Regions from separate parts of the Homo sapiens genome. Here region 2 is linked to region 1. Evidence: chromatin contacts called from ENCODE Hi-C or POLR2A ChIA-PET data. All regions are on one chromosome and are shown on one strand. Each heading gives the region's core, a stretch centred on a gene start or an enhancer-like site at or near the end of the contact. The rest is flanking DNA. Distances are from core to core; before and after follow the strand shown.

Region 1 (2,884 bases), core at 316-2,815:
CAGAGGCAGTGGAGAAAAAAGGGTGTTTTAATTCCTCTCCAGAGTTTCCTTTATTTGATGTATGTTGCATCCTTTAAACAAGTTGTGCAAAATGGCTGCAGGGTAGATTGGCTCTCCCTTTTAAAGCTCTCCATCCGGCTGGGTTTATTTGTAAATACTGCATCTATCCTTCTTAGTGTTTTAGGACTGGCTGGAAAGACTCTTCTTCCTGTAGGTTGGGTCAGTGTGAGAGATCTAAAAAATCATTTTCCCTTAAAATTACTGTATTTTAATAAAAGGATTGGGCAGGGGCTGGAATGAGAGAAAACTGGTCCTTCAAAATGTAAAACTGTCATACTTAAACCAGTTTACAAAATATGCGTTTAATTATGTGGTGGGATGTGTGTAGGTGTATGATGAGAGAGGCAACCAACATGGCTATTTGGGGTGCAAGGATGTGGGAACAGGCAAGTAATTTTCACATTGGACTTTCATCCTAGGGAGCTGGGTTCTAGTCACAGCTCTGAGCTGTGTGACCTTGGGTAGGTCTCATCTCCCCGGGGTTTTGTTTCACCAGTTGAACAGTATGAGGATGAGTCACAGCTAACATTTGTTCCATGATATTTACCCAGCACCATACAAGTGTTATTTCTGTCCTCCCAGTTAACACTGACGTGGGTAGTATTATATGCCCATTTTACAGATGAGGAAACTGAAGCCTGAAGAAGTTAAATACTTATCCCAGAACACACAGCTGGTAAGTGGCAGACCTGGAATTGGAATCTAGTTCAGTTTGATTCCCCAACCCATGCTCTTGACCACTATACTGTTTTTTCAAGTCCAGATCTGAAATCTCATTTTCTGTGTGGCTGTGTGTTTGGGACAGGGGTAACCAATTCCTGACTACTCTATATGCTGCATAGAACCTGGAGAGGATTTTTCAAAGTAAATGAATCTCGAAAGCTGGATTGCAGAGCAAACGAGTGCAGTCAATTCAGCCAGGGGCTTGCAAGAGGGAGAAAGAGAAAAAGACTGTGGAATGGAAAGTTTCCCAACCCAAGCCTTTCCCAAGGGGTAGCCATTCTCTGTTCTACAGTTTAGGGCTTGCATGTGCTTTTTCTGGAGTGGAAAAATACATAAGTTATAAGGAATTTAACAGACAGAAAGGCGCACAGAGGAATTTAAAGTGTGGGCTGGGGGGCGAGGCGGTGGGCGGGAGGCGAGCGGGCGCAGGCGGAACACCGTTTTCCAAGCTAAGCCGCCGCAAATAAAAAGGCGTAAAGGGAGAGAAGTTGGTGCTCAACGTGAGCCAGGAGCAGCGTCCCGGCTCCTCCCCTGCTCATTTTAAAAGCACTTCTTGTATTGTTTTTAAGGTGAGAAATAGGAAAGAAAACGCCGGCTTGTGCGCTCGCTGCCTGCCTCTCTGGCTGTCTGCTTTTGCAGGGCTGCTGGGAGTTTTTAAGCTCTGTGAGAATCCTGGGAGTTGGTGATGTCAGACTAGTTGGGTCATTTGAAGGTTAGCAGCCCGGGTAGGGTTCACCGAAAGTTCACTCGCATATATTAGGCAATTCAATCTTTCATTCTGTGTGACAGAAGTAGTAGGAAGTGAGCTGTTCAGAGGCAGGAGGGTCTATTCTTTGCCAAAGGGGGGACCAGAATTCCCCCATGCGAGCTGTTTGAGGACTGGGATGCCGAGAACGCGAGCGATCCGAGCAGGGTTTGTCTGGGCACCGTCGGGGTAGGATCCGGAACGCATTCGGAAGGCTTTTTGCAAGCATTTACTTGGAAGGAGAACTTGGGATCTTTCTGGGAACCCCCCGCCCCGGCTGGATTGGCCGAGCAAGCCTGGAAAATGGTAAATGATCATTTGGATCAATTACAGGCTTTTAGCTGGCTTGTCTGTCATAATTCATGATTCGGGGCTGGGAAAAAGACCAACAGCCTACGTGCCAAAAAAGGGGCAGAGTTTGATGGAGTTGGGTGGACTTTTCTATGCCATTTGCCTCCACACCTAGAGGATAAGCACTTTTGCAGACATTCAGTGCAAGGGAGATCATGTTTGACTGTATGGATGTTCTGTCAGTGAGTCCTGGGCAAATCCTGGATTTCTACACTGCGAGTCCGTCTTCCTGCATGCTCCAGGAGAAAGCTCTCAAAGCATGCTTCAGTGGATTGACCCAAACCGAATGGCAGCATCGGCACACTGCTCAATGTAGGTTTATTTTTTTCCCTTCTTCTACCAAGAAAAAAAAAATTGTCTCTCTTGCATGCAATAAAGACGTTGGAAATAAACTGCATTGGTAGCAAGACAAAGGATTTAATGATTTAATGCTGAAGGGGTGTGATATGCTGGCATGCATATTGATTCCCTTTGCTGAAAATTTCCTGTTAGATGTTTTCTTCCCAAATAACCCCTCCCGCCCCCATGCTCCTCTCCTTACCAACCTTATAGTCTCTTGAAAACAGTTTTTAAAATATGCATAAAAATGTGGGGGGTGGGGAGTAGAGGGTGACCACAAGACTTTAAAACATTCTTCAAGTAGGGCAATTTGACACATTTTGCAGTTTTTACTAAAATGTATGCAGAGTGGAATTTAACTTTGCTGTTCTTTGGATTAGCTACTAGTTGTATAGGTCCCCCCACCCCTTGTGTATTCCAACAGTCCAAAGTAATTAAAATATGACATTTTCCTTGAAAGGAATTTAGTTTAATTAAGGTGGCTGCTGCTCCCGAAGTTCATAAACCACCAGTTCAAGCTGCCGCTTCCAATGTTTTCCTTGCTAAGGAAAGGCAATATTTCTTAGCATTGACCCTGCTGCCACCTTTCCAAGTCACTTTGTTGGTCTAAGAAGTTGCTGTTTTGCTAGAAAACTACTGGCAATGAACACCCCTTGGACTGAGCCA
Region 2 (2,953 bases), core at 9-2,508, 130 kb after region 1:
AAAGTCTCTTGGCCAAAGTTTCCTCATGTGCAACTTGGGAAGTAAATCATGCCATTGACCACATGGGGCTGCTGTAAGAATTAAATGAGAATGTATGTCATGCACTTAGCACAGCCAGCACCCCGAAGGGCTGGGGTTGATGACAGCAGTGATGTTGCCTGTTCATGGCAAACTGTCCTTACAGCTGAGGGAGATGCAAGAGAAGTCTGGGTCACACACCACAGCCCTAATTTGAGAAACTGGTCTGTGACAGTTGGCAATTATGAGTTTGAATTTCCATAATGGATTGGAATTTCTCTCATCTTTGCATTTCAAAGCCAAGGGCAAGGAATAGTTATTATTTTCTCATAGTAATTCTTGTAAACAATTCCTGATGTGCAAGGTAGGTCAACAAATTACATGGAACCATTCTTGCATAAGGCAGTTTCTCACAATGACGTGCTGTTTGGGTGTCTTTAGAGTAAACTTGAAAGAAGTTCTCCTTCTTTGTGTTTTGCTTCCACATGGCATTGCATTCACACACACACACACACACACACACACACACACACAATTGCCATGAAAGTAGAGACTTCTGCTTTGAGTTCCTCTATAGGTTATGTCTACATCAGCATCTGTTGCACAGTAGTAGCTCAATAACTATTAGTGGAATGAATAACTGAGTCTATTTCACATTAAGTCAATTTCTAGAAGTCAAGAGCTAGAAGAAACAAAACCCGGAGGGACTAAGGAATTCCTCTTCATTTTCCATGGATACCATTCCAATCATAAATGGGCTTTTCCCAAGGCTCTCTCCGCAGCCTATCACTTCTCTGGAGCCTGAAACCCAGATAGCCAATTACATAAAGCACACACTGGATAACTCCACTTGGGTGGCACATGGGCACTTGGAATTCTAAGTGGAGAAGGAGGAGGCCCTTTTTCCTCCTCCTTTGTTCCCTCACCATCATTGTGCAAGCTGGAAACCCTTGACCCTTCCTGCTGCCTGGCACCTTGCATCTGCTATCCTGGCACTTCCCTACAGTCCCTCCCTGGTTTAGACATCCCTCTTCTCTCACTCGGAACTTCTAGCAACTACTTCAGTGGTCCCTATACCCCTAATCATTTCTTCACCATGAACAGTGACTCGTCTAAACAGCAACCCCTAATAAACTTAAAAGCCAAGTCTCCTTGGCCAAGTTCACACAATCACATGAGCTGTGGTCCAGCCACAGCCCAGAACTGCAAGCCTCACCCTATTCCCTGCAGAGCTCCAAAGCTGCCCTGTTGCTTCTCTCTAGGTCTGCAAACTGGCTCTCTTTTCTGCCTGGAAAGCACTCGGTTCTCCCAGCCTTTGGTTAGCTCAAGTCTCCTGCTTTGGATATTTACATAGAATTTAAGTGAATGCATATTTCAAGATCTCATTCCATATTGACCCTCCAGTGAGCCTCTCTCTGCAAATGAGCAATTTTGGATTCTCCGGGAAGTTCAAACAGCCTTTTTGTGTTTGTAAACATGGGTAGTTTCACTGACTTCTCCTACAGGTTGGATTACACAAAAAACATGTTTTCAAGCGCTTGGCCTCAAGTTTATTTTCTAGGCTGATTTTTGAAGGACTTTATCTGGCCTCCTCTTAACCTTCCCCACCCCCAAGTCTGGCTTCCATCCTTATTGCTCTGCTACAAATGTTCTCTCGAAAGTCACAACTTTCTCCATTGCCAAAACCAATGAACTTTGCTCCTTCTTCATTCTTTCTGACTGGCGGCTACTTGAACACTTGGCCAGGCTGCTGCTGCTTCAAATTCTTTTCTCCATTGGTTTCTGCGGTTTTTTATTCCAATTTCTCCCACAGTTCATCTGCTTTCATCCCCGTATCCTTTTCCCTTTCCCATCAACTACTAGCAATTCCCAAGGATTAGTTCCTGGCCCTTTTTTTTTTTTTTTTTTTATCTTTCCTCTCTCTCACCTTAGATTGTTCATCCTCGCTTACGACTTCAACAGTCATCTCTAAGGTTTGACTCCTAAATAATCTAACTTTGGAGGTGCTCTCTTGCCAAATCCACAATGCCATTGCTCTGACAGCCTCTGGATTCCTAATTCATGCCCCCTCAAACCAAATTCATCATATTCCTGCCAGAAACTGGCTTCCCTACTCCCCACCAGCTACCCTACATTTCTTCTCTGTTTTGATACCATCAGTAGCCCAATACGGGGTTAAAACCTTATTGTTACCTCTAAGTCGTCTTCTTCATCCCCATTTTCATTCTGTTGCCAAGTCTAGCATATTTTTCCTTGCGGTGATTCACTATATCTCCCCACTTCTCTTTGTCCTCATTATTTCTCCCCATCAATCCCTGTCTCCACATTTTTCTTCAGTGACACCAGCCACTCCACTCCCCTTCAAACATGATGTAGTCATTCTTGGAAGTATTTTCTCATATCTCCCCCATCCAGAATGTTTTTTCCTCCCCTTTTGGCCTCCTGAATGAGACCCCATCCTTTAAAGGCCACCGCAAACCTAAATTCCATCATGTAGCCACGTTTTTCCAACCCTCAGGCCTTTGCGCACATTGGTCCCTTCATCCAGAATGTCTCCTAGCCTCTCTAAGCCCCATTCATTTAAGAAATATATGTTGAACATTCCTTATGGAGAAGATACTGGACTGTGCACTGAGGATTTCTGAGTGAATAAGACCTAGCATATTCTTATAAGGGTATTCAGCTCAAGATTCCTCTCTTCTGAGATGTTTTTTCCCTATGGCCCCACAGGCTAAACTATCAGCTTCCTCATCTGTGAGTCTCAGTACCATCTTACAACCTGTCCCTTAGGTTTTGAATTCATATTGCTTGAGTCTAAGAATGAATATCTCCCTTCTGACATCTAGCTCAGTGCATGATAGTTATTTCTTTAGATGACTGTGTCTTTTACTAGAATGTGAATCTCTTGAAATGATACCTTCTTACTCTTGTGTCT

What was found. Hi-C counts contacts between places; a loop is a spot of excess contacts on that map. ChIA-PET counts read pairs that join two places held with the same protein, here RNA polymerase II (POLR2A). Pooled maps may share reads with other maps.
Region 2: a map of ovary shows a loop between it and region 1 (1.9-fold over the local background). The contact joins the enhancer-like site here to the promoter of RARB in region 1. A Hi-C loop is called at or near these places in 2 of 168 maps with a recorded cell type or tissue (lower leg skin and ovary) and 5 of 50 pooled maps. POLR2A ChIA-PET finds 5 or more read pairs at or near these places in 1 of 52 experiments (endothelial cell of umbilical vein).

What each region holds. Positions count from the first base shown.
Region 1 is chr3:25,426,698-25,429,581 of GRCh38, forward strand. It overlaps RARB (retinoic acid receptor beta), which reads left to right and starts at 1,566. Exons shown (of 8, transcript NM_000965.5): 1 at 1,566-2,191. The coding sequence starts at 2,035. RefSeq lists an enhancer at 627-1,464.
Region 2 is chr3:25,556,622-25,559,574 of GRCh38, forward strand. The region is part of intron 3 of RARB (retinoic acid receptor beta); the gene reads left to right. Among named protein-coding and RNA genes, the nearest start is that of TOP2B, 110 kb to the right of the region's middle. Within about 2 kb of position 1,259, at least 6 of the 41 ENCODE cell types and tissues checked have a DNase peak (open chromatin) inside an H3K27ac peak, as active enhancers do; they include ovary, where a contact is called at or near this core.